2 separate regions of the Homo sapiens genome follow, and region 2 is linked to region 1. The links are chromatin loops, found by intact Hi-C in ENCODE. Cell type or tissue: GM12878. All regions are shown on one strand. Region 1 overlaps LOC100506023 (a long non-coding RNA gene). Region 2 overlaps LOC100506023 (a long non-coding RNA gene).

Region 1 (2,500 bases):
GAGTTTGAGATCAGCCTAGGCAACATGGCGAAACCCTGTCTCTACTAAAAATACAAAAATTAGCCGGGCATGCTGGCGCACATCTGTGGTCCCAGCAATTCAGGAGGCTGAGGTTGCAGTGAGCCAAAATGACATCACTGCACTCCAGCCTGGGCAACAGAGTGAGATCTTCTCTCTCTCTCTCAAAAAATAAATAAATAAATAAATAAATAAAAATAAAAAAATAACATTTATAATGTCCTCAGTGAAAGGAAGCAATGTTTTGGCCAGGATGATAATGAAGATATTGTTACTGGGCTGGGAGACCCTTGGGCCCTGTTGGGGAGGGCCCTGTAAGCTGCCACTGCCCACCCTCCACAGGTGCCCCTTTGGTCCCCTTCCCTCTCCTCTGCCCTCTGGTTCTCTCCGTCATCCCTCTGTAGTGCTTGTCTTTGTTCAGGAAGATGCTCCATTTGCCTGCCTCTGGGCAGGGGACTTGCTTTAAGCCACGCTGCTGCCTACTCAGGCCAGCCCAGGATGTCTCCTTTGCAAATTTGGACCATGTTCTGAGCCCCAGCTGTAGGCCAGAGATCTGTGACATATTGGGCAGACCACCCACAGCCCAGCTGCTGCCACTGCTTAGCCTACATGTGCCCAGAGAGCTACACTATCACCACCCACCACATCTCACCGACAGACCCTGCCTTTAGAGACAAGGACCAACCTAGGAGAGCCTGGGTTGGCTCTACCTCCCTGGGCATTGATTTGGACAGCTCACCAACTCCCAAAGGAGCCAATCTTCTGGCCTGGTTGGCTCCCAACCTACTCCCTGCCCCATCGGTTTGCTGCAGAGGCCCGGTGGACCTGGCAGTCCCACATCATGACATTCCTTTTCTTCCATGCACCAGTTTTGCACAGCTGTCATTTTTCTTTCATAATTTCATCAGTCCCACAGATACGCACATTTAGGCAAAAATACTATGAACAAAACAGACAAACAAAAACAGGCCCTCAACCCAGCTCCTGAATACCAGTTAGAAAGAGCATTTGCATTCTTCTCAGTAAATATCAAGCATACTAAAAAAGAAAACAAATTGTTTCACTTACATTCTTACTTGCACCTGTGAGGGAGCCATTGTTACTGTCATTTCATGCATGGAAAGGCTGAGGGTCACAGAGGTTAGCTGATTTGCCTAACGTCGCAGAGCTGAGAACACCAAAGTCAGGGCCAGGATAATTATCCAGTGTTTGTCCCTCTGCCAAGTGCTGCCCCTTGGACTTGGGGCCCTCAGGCCATCAAGACTGGGGCCCTTTGCTCCTGGAGTGTCCCAAATTGATAGTGTAAGGGTGGTTCCGATTGAGTCTGACATGCTGCTAGGAACCCTCTGTTTTCTTCCCTTTATTCTCTTCTATCTTCCTTTTCCTAAGGCTCATCCCACTGTCCATTCTTCATAGGCTTCAAGGTGCTCTTTGACTTTTCTCTGTAGCTAGGCCATGGGACTTTCAGGTGTCACCCATCCTCCCACCCACTCACTTGCCTCTTGACAGTGCACCAGCTGAGGCACAACTATGTGTTGGGGAGATATGTAAGGAGAAATGTGAGACGTGGTCTTGCCCCTAATAAACTGTTAAAGAAAAATTATCCTGATATCTGTGAAAAACAGCAACGAACACTTTATTCAAGGCTATTGCAGTAAGGGTCAAGATTATTGCAATAGGTGAGAGGATTGAAACCCAAATACATCAGGGATAAGGGGGGATTTACAGCCAATCAGCACGCTGGGGGAGTGGATGGAAAATTACTAACAGGAACTTGATTAGGTGGAGGAAGAGGAGCTTGATTGGATGTTGAGGGTGAGAGAATCTCAGTAAATGGACTTAACAAGATTCATTGCTAAAACTTGGCTCATCAGGTCAAGGGCAAGGCCTAGTTGAGAAGAAGGCTTCAGGGAACCCGACTAAAGTTTGGTCAAGGAGGGAGTCTTTGCCAGCACTCACAAAGTCATATGAGAGTCAGGACCCAAACACAGGACCCAAGCTGCTACGAGGCAGTGATGTGCCAGCCATGGCATGGCTGAAGCTTGGAGAGGAGCCAGTGGATATATCTGGGTTATTCCATCCCCTCGCTCCAGGGCTGACTGGCAGACAGTCACACTGGCTTCATCTCAGGTTCATTCATTTCTCACTGCTCTATGATACACCATACTTTTCTTCTACTTCATACTTTGAAGCTTGAATTTCCAAGATTTGATAAGAAAGACTGAAAACCATAAGCAGACTGAAAAGTGCCAAGGCTTTATCTAGATCTTGGACAAGAACTTTAACCTCATGTTTCTTGTTTGCAATATTGAGACAATACTTGTTACAGATTGAATTGCGTCCCCCAATAATTCATTTATTGACTTAACCTGCAGTATGACTGTATTTGGAAACAGGGCCTCCAAGAAGGTAACGGTTAAATGAGGTCATAGAAGGTGGGGCCCTAATCTGGTGTCCTTGTAAGAAGAGGAAGAGATACCAG
Region 2 (2,500 bases), 120 kb after region 1:
GCTTCAATTCTGGATGCAGATTAGACATCAGGATTTATGGGCTGTTGAATCTGGCTGTTGAATCTGGCACTGAGTGGCATACCACAGCATCCACTACAATATTTAAAAATTATTGTTAGGTAAAGGACATCATATCCCAACAATTTCTCAAGTGACTGGTACTTTTAATTTCAAATGTATAATTGGAAAATGTTAACAAACTGGATATATCACTCATAGTTATTAGTTTAGAGGTGTCATGTTAAGTACTCATTGTTATATAGCTACTAAATTTCTGTATGAATTATATTTTATATATCCTCTTTCATTTATCCAGTGTGATTTGCTTAAAAGAACTCTGAAACTCTTTTATCTCTGAGTTAAAAGACCTGGGTCCTTACCAAAATCTGCCACTTACCATAGAACAAGTCATTTTACTTCCTCATCTGTAAATTAGTGATGATGATATTTTGGCTGACTCTTCCACAGGGTTGTTGTGCACAGTAACAAACAAAATGCTTGTAAAGGCCTTTTGTACACTGCTGCTAAAGAAGAGCTCAGAGAAGCTGTAGCTGTGGGAGTCCTGCTCTGGCTAAACAGCCTCAGTTAGCATGAGGAGCCCCTGAAATTTGAGAGTAGTGCAGAGTGAAGTGTGGATGATACAAACAGAGGGAATGAGGCAGGAGATTCCAAAAAAGAAGGGGTGAGGAAGAAAGGTGGAATTTTCCTTGGGTACCAAAGACTACCATTTCCTACTTCACCACTCTAACTCAGGCCAGCTCTACTAAAGCAAATTGAAAACAGAACAAAACACAAAATAGACAGACAAATCAGCTGACTGAATTACATGTTAACTAAACCATTATGCATCTTAGAGCATGTCTCTTCCTCCCATTCTTACCCTGTTTCCTGCACCAGGTAAACAGCAATCATATTACTGAGAGGAAAGAAAAACCACTGTATTTGTTTAGTTTTGGGGGTTCTTGGCTATAATATAGGATCTGTCACCTCCTTAACACCACTTTGACTCAAGCTTTTCATCTGAAAGCAAGTGGGTGTTCATTTCTAAGTCTCTCTTTATTGCTCTCTCTTTTTGTTGTGGTCGTGGTTGCTTTGGTCTCATTTTTAATCTTTCCCCGTGACAGTCCTCTCTCAGCCCCTGTCCTGAAAGTAAGTGATCAGCCTTCAGGTCAGGGTAGAGTTAGCCTGGACTTCCCCAGACTCTACCCACAGCATCGGAAACGTTGCCTTTGAATTCTCAGCTTTTTCAACATTGATGATACAGCCTTGGTTTTGGTTTAAAAAACTGGAGATAAATGTCATGTGGTCAACTCCAAGGAGGCATAGTTGAATGATTTCTAACCAGAGGCATTTCCCAGTTGGTTGGCCACATTGAGACCAGCTTTCCCTTCTACCCCAGAGGTTTGCTGTAGCATATTCTGCTCCCCTCACTGTATTCTTCCTTCCAACAACCCATCTATACATCCTCTCATTCATTCATTCATTTATCTATTTCCCTCTCTTTTGGTCAAGAAACCAGTGTGGGCTGCCTTGCATATTTCGTATTCTCTCCTGCAGCCTCCTCTCATGGGCCAGATATGGATGAACTCCTCCTTCAACTTCAATTCCTTGCTCCTAGCACCTACTTTTTCTGGTTTGGCCTCCATCTCTGGGAGCTGATGAGTGGCCAGGATAATTTCAACAAAGCAGCAGTGCAGATTGGGGCCAGGTCTGTTTTGTGCTTTCTGTTACTTCAGGATTTATGGGCTATTGAATCCGGCACTCAACCCTGGCTTTGCCAACAGTACATTTGTTTTATCCATAAAGCAAACAGCAATGACTGTGAAACTTGACTTTACTTGGACTGTGACAAGTCTGTCTGCCATACCAGTGATCTTTTTTTTTCGTGTGTTGCCAGATAACTTCTCCCTTCTTGCCCCCCAAGATTTCTTAAAGGAAACAAGGTCTAACATATCATTAGATGGTGTATGAATATAATGAAAACATTTTTCTCATGGAAGTCTGCCCTGTCTCCCTAAGGATAGGCTGGCTACCTTTCTCTGTACTCCAATGGCACCTTATACTCTTCCCTGTATTTTCTGTATCTTTCTCTCCCACTAGACATCATGAGGACAAAAACTCTCTTGCTCATCATTATGTCTCCAGTCTGGAACCCAGAACTGTCAGTGTATGTTTATTCACTGATGAACTAAACTTTATAATGTGTGGGCTTTCTTCCAGTTTCCTGAGAAGGAAGGGAAGTAGTAATATCTGCTTTTCTGGGCACTGTCTACCTGGGACTCCAAGGCCTATTGAGAGGCTGTGCTGAGGGTAAGCTGGATGTTGGGTTCTTACATGTGATTTTGCTTCTCCATTACATCTGTCCATCCATACCATTTTCCTTGCCAGAACATGTCAGGCACAATCTTCTGCTATAGGGGAAGCATGATTGGCGATGGCTAAAGGTGATCAGAAGAAAAATAGTCAGAAGAAGCATGCCCTATTTTTCCTGCCTACCCAT

What was found. Hi-C counts contacts between places; a loop is a spot of excess contacts. Peaks named below come from ENCODE experiments on the same cell type or tissue, not always from the same donor. Only the 100,000 strongest peaks of a DNase experiment are listed, where the experiment ranks them.
Region 2: it touches region 1 in a loop (6-fold over the local background); 2 of 110 quality-filtered maps call a loop at or near these places.

What each region holds. Positions count from the first base shown.
Region 1 is chr1:173,414,323-173,416,822 of GRCh38, reverse strand. All of the region lies in intron 2 of LOC100506023 (a long non-coding RNA gene), which reads left to right. It also overlaps a transcript of TNFSF4 not described here. Among named protein-coding and RNA genes, the nearest start is that of PRDX6-AS1, 46 kb to the left of the region's middle. RefSeq lists enhancers at 450-499, 530-659, 2,120-2,169, 2,230-2,389. In GM12878, no CTCF peak of the experiment used is centred here; a DNase peak (open chromatin) is centred at 1,112; H3K4me3 peaks cover 1,164 bases; H3K27ac peaks cover 2,404 bases.
Region 2 is chr1:173,296,703-173,299,202 of GRCh38, reverse strand. The region is part of intron 2 of LOC100506023 (a long non-coding RNA gene); the gene reads left to right. It also overlaps a transcript of TNFSF4 not described here. Among named protein-coding and RNA genes, the nearest start is that of TNFSF4, 91 kb to the right of the region's middle. RefSeq lists an enhancer at 993-1,042. In GM12878, no CTCF peak of the experiment used is centred here; a DNase peak (open chromatin) is centred at 1,102; H3K4me3 peaks cover 553 bases; H3K27ac peaks cover 1,187 bases.